2 separate regions of the Homo sapiens genome follow, and region 1 is linked to region 2. Evidence: read pairs that join two places in POLR2A ChIA-PET (ENCODE). Cell type or tissue: Panc1. All regions are shown on one strand. Each heading gives the region's core, and the rest is flanking DNA. Links, peaks and the distances in the headings are about the cores only. Region 1 holds the start of LOC105369655 (a long non-coding RNA gene). Region 2 has its middle 120 kb from the start of BCL2L14.

Region 1 (5,354 bases), core at 1-5,000, 1.8 Mb after region 2:
TGCCCGCCTTGGCCTCCCAAAGTGCTGGGATTACAGATGTGAGCCACCACACCTGGCCCCAAGCTTGAATTTTCATTCTGCCATTGACTTGGCATTTACCTTGGGTAAGCCATAAGCGAATCTTAATTTCTGGCTCTATCAGAGTTGTTTCATGCTCAACAATGCCATTGAAGTGCACGGTGTGTTGCCACGATTTGACCCTCAACTTCTAGCAGTATATCAGTTATGAACTGAGGGTGAAATATATTTCTGAATAGCTAAATGAAGAAATGGGAAAAAATCTTCACCACAGTCAGAGCAATTTTATTATTTTCATCAGTATGATCATAATTATGATTATCATCTTAGTAAAAAGCAGGAACTCCTACTTTTTCTTTATCAATTAAATAGCTCAGAGAGTACATCTGCCATATCTCTAATAGAATCTTTTTTTTTTTTTTTTTTTTTGAGACAGAGTTTCGCTCTTGTTGCCCAGGCTGGAGTGCAACGGCACGATCTCGGCTCACCGCAACCTCCGCCCCCTGGGTTCAAGCAATTCTCCTGCCTCAGCCTCCCAAGTAGCTGGGATTACAGTCAGGCACCACCACACCCGGCTAATTTTGTATTTTTTTAGTAGAGACAGGGTTTCTCCATGTCGGTCAGGGTAGTCCCGAACTCCTGACCTCAAGTGATCTGCCTGCCTCGGCCTCCCAAGTGCTGGGATTACAGGCGTGAGCCACTGCACCCAGCCTAGAATCTTGTATAATATGTAATTGTAGGGAAACTGCTCTCATAGGAAAGTTTTCTGCTTTTTAAATACAAAAATACATAAAAATACATAAAATCTGATGATGAATATAAAAAAGTAACCAACCTCATTGGAACAAGTATTAACATTTTGGAATATGTTTTATTAGTTTTGTGATGTACTGTTTTACAATTTTTACCATTTTTTTCAGTAATTACTGTAAAATGGTATTATTGGAATGAAACTATATTTCCTCATGTGCTGATTTGTCTTATTTTTTTCATACTTTCCCACTGGTGCTATTTTTATTTCCAATGGATATTTCTGTATTACTAGGGAGGCATTTACAGTCCTCTAATGTTGATTAATATGTGAAAAGAAATTGTACCAATTTTACTAAATTATGCAGTTTAAAATGGATGATTTTATGTTATGTGGATTTCATTTCAATAAAAAAAAACTCTTATCAAAAAACCCATGGCCTCTAAATTATGTGCCTGTGTGTCACAATCACTATTACAATTTGCCCTCTCCCCAAAAATGATGATGAATTTGGTATGGGTGGAGTGGATATTTATAGTAGATATTTTGATATTAAAGCATTAATTCGCGATCTTAAAAATTTTAAAAACCTAAGAGAAGATAAAGATCTTTGTGAGGTTTACTATTGTTGTTTAATATGCAAATTTGTTTTCATTACTTAAAAACATGTAGAAAGGGAAGAGATAGATAGGTGCAGCAAACCACCATGGCACATATATACCTATGTAACAAATCTGCACGTTCTGCACGTGTATCCCAGAACTTAAAGTACAATTAAAAATACATACATAAATAAATAAATGATGTAATGTATAATAAACATAAAAAAAGAAAGGGAAGAGATAGATCAGGCTGAGAACATGAGGAGTATGGTTAACTGTTTTAAGTAGTTAAAGCATAGGATGGAGTTTGGAAGAGATATCTAGTATTTTAATTTTGGTTTTGTTTTGATTCATTCCTCCTGGGTCCCCAGGATATAGTGGATGACTCCAAGAAATTATGGTAATCAAGGTAAATAACTGGATGCTGAAGATCCAGCTGTACTAATCTAGTGAACAGACAGGCCAGGCAACCTAACCCATGACGTGGGTATCACGAAAGTGACGGTGTAAAGTAAGATTGCTCTACGTTGTGCAAGACATACAGTACCTGACCTGTTGAGACACGTTTATATCACAGCTTATATGGAAATATACGTTAATAAACAGAAAACATCCACCCTTTTCCAAGAGACAGAAAACATCCACACTTTTCCAAGAGACAGAAAACATCCACACTTTTCCAAGAGACAGAAAAGGTGAAATAGCTGCTAGCCGAACCTCAGTCTGAAAGTTAAATTCGAGATGAGTAATGGTCACACCAGAGGACATGCTCAGGGGCCACCATGTTCACTTGTTTGGCTTATAGCAATAATTTTTGAAGTCGTCTCTGAGCCTTCACCCTCACCCTCTACAGTCTATTTTCAAACAAATCAGAGTGAGACCATTAAATTTAAATAAAATCATGTCGGTTCTCCACTTAAAATTCTCATCAACTTCTCATGTATCTCAGAGTAAAAACAAAGCAACATAAAAAAGAAATACCTTTGTAATTATCTATAAGACGCTACATATTCTGGCCCTCTTAACTTTGAGCTAATCTCCTACTTCCTTCATCTTTACTCACCGCACTCAGGACGCCGGCTTCTCTGTTGTTTCTCAACCATGTCAGGCGTGCTTCCACCTCAAGGTATTGGTGATTCTTATCTGCTTTACCTGAATGATCCTTTTATTTTTTTGAGACGGAGTCTCGCTCTGTGGCCTAGGCTGGAGTGCAGTGGCGCGATCTCTGCTCACCGCAAGCTCCGCCTCCCGGGTTCCCGCCATTCTCCTACCTCAGCCTCCCGAGTAGCTGGGATTACAGGCGCCCGCCATCACGCTTGGCTAATTTTTTTTTGTATTTTTTAGTAGAGACGGAGTTTCACTGTGTTAGCCAGGATGTTCTGGATCTCCTGACCTCATGATCCGCCCGCCTCGGCCTCCCAAAGTGCTGGGATTACAGGCGTGAGCCACCGCGCCCGGCCTGAATGATTCTTACCCGACAAAGCTGCAGGGCCTGGCCTCTCACCTCGTTTCCATCTCTGCACAAACATGACCTTCTTAATGATGCTTACTCACATAACTATTTAAAGTTACCAACCCTTTTTCCCTACATTCTTCATCTCCCTTACCTCTGTTTATTTACCATAGCATTTATTATAGTCTAATATACTCTACTATTTACTTATTAGGTTGGTGCAAAATTGCGGTTTTTGCCATTGAAAGTATATAGGATAAAAGTAATGGCAAAAACCGCAATTACTTTTGCACCAGCATGATACTTATTCTCTTTCTTGTATATTGTCTTCCTCTTTCTTATCTATCTGTTTCTTATATATCGTCTGCCTTTCTCCGTAGAATATAGTCTCTAAAAGGACAGACAGCTTTGCTGTACATGGATGTATCCAACAGTCTGAGAATAGTACTTGCCATACAGTCGATAGTCAAAAATATTTTTTGAAAAAAAAATAAGCTTTTAAGGAAAAGTAGTATAAATGTTAATGTAGGTTTTTTATCAAAAATTATTAGGAATATACTTGAATAACTGAAGCTTGGGAAATAGTTCTAATTGCTATTTTATGAGAATCATAATTACAGGCACCTTCTAAGTGCCTTTTTTTCTGATCCTAGCTGTTGTAATTTTTAACACTGTATCTCTGTTTTATTCAATTATGGGCTTTACATAACTTCATCTTCACAATTTTGACTACCTTCTCTTTTATATGGCTCTCTGATATCCAACCCAATGCAAACAAACAATTTTTGATTTCCTACTTCTTACAAGGCACTGTGCAAGAGGAAGATATTTTTATTTTTATTTATGTATTTTTTATTTCAATAGATTTTGGGGTACAAGACGTTTTTGGTTACATGGATGAATTATATAGTTGTGAATTCTGATTGTAATGCACCTGTCACTCACCTGAGTAGTGTACATTGTACCCAATATGTAGTTTTTTTTATCCCTCCCCCTCCCTTTTCACCTCCTGCTTCTGAGTCATTATATCACTCTGTATGGATTTGCCTACTTACAGCTTAGCTTCCACTTGTAAGTCAGAGCATACAGTTTTGGTTTTCCATTCCTGAGTTACTTAGAATAATAGTCTCCAGCTCTAACCAAGGTGCTGCAAAAGACATTATTTCATTACTTTTTATGGCTGAGTGGTATTCCATGGTGTACATATACCACATTTTCTTTATCCACTCATTGGTTAATGGGCACTTAGGTTGGTCCCATATCTTTGCAATTGTGAATTCTGCTATTATAATCATACACGTGCAAGTGTCTTTTTCATATATAATGACTTATTTTGGGGTAGATACCCAGCAGCAGGATTGCTGGATTGAATGGTAGATCTATTTTTAGTTCTTTAAGGAATCTTCATACTGTTTTTCATAGAGGTTGTACTAATTTACAGTGTATAAGCATTTCCTTTTTACCATATCCATGCCAACATCTGTTGTTTTTTTGACTTTTTAATAATGGCCATTATTGTAGGAGTAAGGTGGTATCTCATTGTGTGGTTTTAATTTGCATTTCCCTGATAATTAGTAATGTTGAGCATTGTTTCATATGTTTGTTGGCTGTTTGTATATCTTCTTTTGAGAAATGTCTATGTATGTCCCTTGCTCACTTTTTCATGGGATTATTATTTTTTTCTTGCTGATTTGTTTGAGATCCTAGTAGATTCTGGATATTAGTCCTTTATTGGATGCATATATGTTTGCAAATATTTTGTCTCATTCTGTGGGTTGTCTATTTACTCTGCTGATTATTTCTTTTGCTGTGCAGAAGCTTTTTAGTTTCATGAAGTTCCATTTATTTATTTTCATTTTTGTTGTATTTGCTTTTGGAGTATTAGTCATAAATTCTTTGCATAGGCTAATGTCCAGAAGAGTTTTTCTGATGTAATCTTCTGTGATTTTTATGGTTTCAGTTCTTAGATTTAAGTCTTTGATCCATCTTGAGTTGATTTTTGTATAAGGTAAGAGATTGGGATCCAGTTTCATTCTTCTGCATGCGGATTGCCAGTCTTTTCAGCACCATTTATTAAATAGGTTTATGTTTTTGTATGCTTCATCAAAGATCAGTTGGATGTTAAGTATTTGGCTTTATTTCTTTTTTGTGGCGGGGGGGGGTTAAATTTTTATTTTAAATGCTTGGATAGCTTCAATATCCAGGTTGTGGCAAAATCAGGACACATGTAAAATACCTTACATTAGATTCCCCAAAGGTACCAAAAAGTACAGTAAAATTAACACTTCCATTACAGGAAATGTATGACATAAATAATATAAAATGAAAAGCTGACACTGGTTTCCTGAGATACAATTTACTCTTTACAACCAGGGTCCACAGGACCAGGCTGCAGAGTGCGGCAGCAGGAAGCAGAGACTGCCATTTTGTTCTGGGGGACCTGGTACTAAAAGTCAGCCCATAATGCCCCTCTGGCCTCTCAGACACCACACGCTGCCTAAATAACTAGAGTTCTGGAAATAGTAAACAA
Region 2 (5,385 bases), core at 237-5,236:
CTGTGTATGTACAGTATTCTTCAGAGTCTCGTGGTGGCAGAGGCAGCAGAATTGCCAGCAGCTTCCAAGGTGGGCCAGTTCACCAGGTGCTTGGTCCCATGTGCTAACGTGGAGGACAGACAAACTGAGGAAGGTGCTGTCAAGCTACCAGGGCACACAGAAACCACCACCGGGAACTGAGACATGACGCTTCTCTTGGCCACTCATGAAGCAAAGTCCTAATTCTAGGCTGGAAGGATTTTTAGCTACGATACCCAAGTTTCTTGCTAGTGAAGTCTAACTGGAGTGAGTTGAGAGAGTTTGGGAGAAAACTAGGAGATCGGGAGTGTGGACAACACTTGCAGGGAGTTGTATTGCAAGAAAGGTGAAGAGTACAACAGAGAGGGGGGCAGTACATGGTTGGCAAAGTTCATGGAAGGTTTTTGTTTTTAAGATGGGAGAAATACTAGCCATTGGGATGTATGAGTTAGGCAGCATGGGTCATTATGGCTCTATCGAAAAGGAGGATGTCAAGTGAAAAGAGCAAGTGCAGATTAGAACATACAATATGATAGAATTTATGTAGAAAGAAAAATTCCATTTCTTTATGCGTACATATGTAGTGAGTATCTTTTAAAGATCTTCATGGCATGGTTACCATTAGCCTCAGGCCAGTGGCTGCCTGCTGGAGTGGAGGGAAGTGACTGGGATCAGGGAGGGATGCTCCAACAGAAGTACATGCATCTCAATGCTTTTTGTTTTTTGTTTGTTTGTTTGTTTTTTTACAAAAAAATTGGAACAAAATATGGTAAATTATTGTGTTAGCTAGATTGTGGCTACATAGATATTTATTATTGCCTACGCTTCTCTCTTTACGTTGAAATACTTATAATGTAAAACAAACAACACACAAAAATGTCACCATCATCATCATCAACATCAACCATAAAAAAATTCTCTACTGCTTTGGAGATTTCAAATATAGATCTACCAGAACGTATGAGGCATTGGCTATGATTTTTCAAGGTCTTTTTTTTCCAGCCCGATGCTGTGAAAACAAAATTGCTTCAAGGCAAGCGTGTTGAGTGAAAGGACGTGTTAATTAGTTAATGCCCTGCTTTTTGCCACCTCTCTTCCCACCACCAGGGAGTGTTCTGGCAGGTGGGGGTGACTGTGAGAGGAAGATAGGTAAGTTTTGGATGATGGTTCATGTCAGTAGTGTATACTTGCACCTTGTATTTGGAGCAATGTTGACACATTGGCTCAGATACTTTTGGAGAGAAGTTAAGGTTGTGGGCAATGCCTGGATGGAGACACATGACTGGAAATTAGCAAAATGTGAAGTTTATCATTGTAGGTTTTATTTTCCCTTAATAATCACTGAGAAGCAGGCATAACTGTCTTTTTCTTGATGTGCACAGCCACTTATGTTGGTCTTTGCCGGGTGTTCTCTGCTATCTGTTTATGTTGAAAACTGCAATGACTAGAAGGTCTTATGCTGTAAGGAAGGACAGAGGAGTGGGGCAGGAAAAGGGGCAACTGGAGAAAGCCATTTATAATTTGTCAAGATATGAGTCTAAATGTCTTACTTTAAAAAGTGTCACAAAACAAGCTAAAGGACCTCTCAGAGAGGAAGGTCTAGAAGAGATAGAGCAGACACCCGTTCCTTTTATTTTGGCTGCCCATATTTTTTGAAGATAGAATGCAAGTGCATTATAGCTGATGGATCAATGGAAGGAAGTGCTAAAGAAGCTGGTTTCATTTCAGTATAAGGCAGTTTTTTTTTTTTCCCAAATAATTGAGTGTGTGTCAGAGCCAGGGGCAGCCTCATGCAGCCAACTCTAAGGACGTTTGTACAGATCAAGCTGGGTGGCTTCCTGTCCATGAGGCCATGGGTGGTTTCAGGTTTGCATCAGGAAGGGAGGTTGCATGAGGTCTAATTTCAAGGGTAGACTGATTCTTTGAATGGCAGGGGCTCTTCCTACTGTTTTCATAGCATTATCTCCTCTCCCTGCCATTCTATAGGCACCAAGATAGGAGAGCCTTCTCCCTGAGGGTACAGACTACGAATATCCCAGTCTCCCCACCATGATACTTAGGGATATTGTGCAGATGCAGACGGATCGGCTACAAATGTACTTGAATTTTAGGATAACACTGCAGATTCAGGGAGATGTTACTGGGTGTTCGTTCCTGGATATTGTGGGAAAATTCCCTGCAGTTCTCCTCTAAACAACTTGAGAAAACTGAGAAAGAAGGAAAAAGTCTCGGTGAGGATAATGACACAGCATCTGAAATTGACCTTTCAGGGTTTGGCTTGATTCTTTCTGATAGGCACAAGAGTTTAGAGCTGGGCAAATAAATCCGATTGCTTACCTGTTACGTCTGATCTGGTTGTTTGAAGAACTGAGATAAAAGCCCAACTCTTCATGACCCGTGTCATCTGGAGCTCAGCAGCTGCCACCGACAGTCAAGCACATAGTCTTGGCCTGAGTTCACCACAGGAGGTTCGAGTGTTTGCTTGAGGACTGCTCAGGATGGAGACCTTTGGAAAGACACCAGCCAGATGTCCAGGCGTGCTCAGAGGGGTGGACAGCTGCTGCCTTGTTATCCTGTGATGTGAAGTGGCATTCCAGACCCTTGGAGCTCAGTAGTCAGGGCACAGTCATTCAGATATGGTGTTCAGCCAGCAGAGACGGGGCAGGGTCACAGAGAGGACCTGGGGTAGCAGCACCTGGGGTAGCTCCAGTGTAGCTAAACACTTGAGGATTTCTAGCAAAGGGTTTAGAAATTCTTCCTTTCCTCCCTGGCTCTTTGTTAATGTGCTATATAAATCCATGCCCAAGAAGGAATGGAAAGAAGGAGCTGGTATGGAAAGATGCCTGGCAGCCATTCTCCTCTGTGGCCCTTCACCTTCTGTAACTCCACTCAGCACTCAAGGCAGGAGCATGTGAGAGAATTACTCCTTCCTGCAAAGGAGTAGTTTGGAATATTCAAATACAGTATATAATGGAGCCTCTCACAGATTGCTGTAGAAAACTATCCTGGGTTTGATTAGCAGAAACATAGGGATAATAAAAGCTAACTGTTACTTAGCATCCTTTTCAAAGCATTTTTGGACAATCTCTCACCTGCACCTCTCTGCTCAACAGTATTCTTATTTACAAACGATGAAACTGACTGAGCAGGCGAGGGTCTTACAGAGGTCGTGGGCCTAGTGATGGTGAGACCAGGACTGGACCCAGGTTCCTGCCTTCAAGTCCCATCTGTCCATTTCCATGCCAGCCTGCCTGCTGTTCACTTGTTTTTGGACACTCCAGTCTGGGAGGGGCTGCTTGGGTGGTAGCAGCATCTCTGGACATCCCGAGAGGTCGTGATTGGCCCTGCAAGGCCTCCAGCGCTGGGCACCACACACGTGATGCTCACCTCATAGTCACTCCCAGGAACGCGGCTTCATCTCTCATTTACACCTGGTTTCTCCATACCTTGAACAAATGCACTCAACAAATACTTGCTGAATTAATTTGTTGTGCTATTATTTCTCCTAGTAGATTGTAAGGCAAATGGACTGCACTGTGGTCAATGCTGCACCTGCCATATGAACTATGGAGGGATTTTTGTTTTGTTTCGTTTTTTGAGACAGAGTCTCACTCTGTTGTTTAGGCTGGAGTGCAGTGGCATGATCTCGGCTCACTGCAACCTCTGCCTCCCAGGTTCAAGTGATTCTCCTGCCTCAGCCTCCCAAGTAGCTGGGATTACAGGTGCCCACCACCACACCCAGTTAATTTTGTATTTTTAGTAGAGGCAGGTTTTCACCATGTTAGCCAGGCTGGTCTCAAACTCCTGACCCCAGGTGATCCGTCCACCTTGGCCTCCCAAAGTGCTGGGATTACAGGCATGAGCCACCGCGTCTGGCCTGGAAGGAATTATTATAGTGAATTTGATTGTTCTTAAGAGATAAATAAGCTTCAGATCCTGGCTCTATGCATTAGAAGTCTTGGGACCTTGAGCTAGTTACTTAAATCCCTCTGAACCTCAGTTTCTCTTTTCTTTCTTTTTTTTTTTTTTTTTGAGACGGGGTTTTGCTCTGTCACTGAGGCTGGATTGCAGTGGCCTTGACCTCCTGGGCTCAATGATCCTCCTGCCTCAGTCTCCCGAGTAGCAGGGACTACAGGTGCACAACACCACGCCTGGCTAATTTTGAAATATTTTTAGAGATGGATTCATGCTATGTTACCCAGGCTAGCCTTGAACTCCTGGCCTTAAGTGATCCTCCCACCTAGGTCTTCCAAAAACACTGAGATTATAAATATGAGCCACCGTGCCTGGCCTGAACCTTATTTTTATTCTGTGTAAAATGAGGAACACAGGAGTGTTGTATGGATTAAAAAAGATTATGTACCTTGAGTGCTTAGCTCAAGGTACTTTAATATTATTAACTTTTAATAATAATATTAAAGGTTAAATTTAAATAACAACAATTTAAAGTGAATCACTATGAAATAGAAATATGGTATCAGTTGTTCAAAATAAAGGCAGTAAAAAGGAGGATGCTAACCCCAATCAATTACAAGGAAGGTAAGATGGAAAAAAGAGAAAAAGCAGGGTTAAGGACAGCAGGAAAAATGGATGGAAGTAACAAATAAAAAATGTTTTACATTGAAGATTTTTGGTTCCCATCATAAACTCGAATCACATGGACTGCATGGCCGATCACTACAGAGGAAGAGCAGGGGAAGAGCAAGCCACAGCCTCCTCCTTATATGTTTGGGGAGCCAGGGCATTCTTGCCATTTATCTCTCGGGTGTGTCCAGGTTCTCTTGCACATGACATGCTCTCAAAAGGTTGGGCATAATAGTCTTTCCTGTGCATGGTCACACCTCACAGTATAATTTCGTGGGTGTATGAATTCCATAGACACTCTCCCATCAAAATAATTATCATTTAGTGGTCCATTTTTTGAGTGGACTGTCTTATTAACACACCCGGGAAGTATCAAATGGTATTTGATAACTAAAGGAATTTGTTTACCTTGCACAATGTATTTAAGTTAGTGAAATTCCACTGTTGATTTCATTTGGTCCAACCCCAACACCACTGATTTTCTTCTCCACTGTTTCTGTATCCTCATTCACTCAACCCGTCCCAACTCTTAAGCTGTTTGAACCCAGTTACCTTTAATTCTGACTTCTGAGTTATAATTACTTGCATTTGCTGTCTGCCTTCATAATTATTAAATATTCTCAACATTATCTTGTTTAATCCTCAGAAGATGAGCCAATGATTAAACAGTATCATCCCCATTTTATAGAGGCAGAAAGGGAAGCTTGTGCAGGTTAAGTGAGTTTGCACAAGATTACAGCCAAAAAGGAGCCAAGCCATTTGACAAGGGTGTTCTCATTTCTG

What was found. Peaks named below come from ENCODE experiments on the same cell type or tissue, not always from the same donor. Only the 100,000 strongest peaks of a DNase experiment are listed, where the experiment ranks them.
Region 1: POLR2A ChIA-PET joins it to region 2 with 11 read pairs; 2 of 35 experiments call an interaction of 5 or more read pairs at or near these places.

Annotation. Positions count from the first base shown.
Region 1 is chr12:10,112,624-10,117,977 of GRCh38, reverse strand. It overlaps CLEC7A (C-type lectin domain containing 7A), which reads left to right. Exons shown (of 6, transcript NM_197947.3): 6 at 1-1,201. It overlaps LOC105369655 (a long non-coding RNA gene), which reads right to left and starts at 2,615. Exons shown (of 4, transcript XR_007063208.1): 1 at 2,435-2,615. It also overlaps the pseudogene HNRNPABP1. In Panc1, for the core only: no CTCF peak of the experiment used is centred there; no DNase peak of the experiment used is centred there.
Region 2 is chr12:11,950,844-11,956,228 of GRCh38, reverse strand. No RefSeq gene overlaps it. Among named protein-coding and RNA genes, the nearest start is that of BCL2L14, 120 kb to the left of the region's middle. RefSeq lists an enhancer at 1,602-1,811. In Panc1, for the core only: no CTCF peak of the experiment used is centred there; no DNase peak of the experiment used is centred there.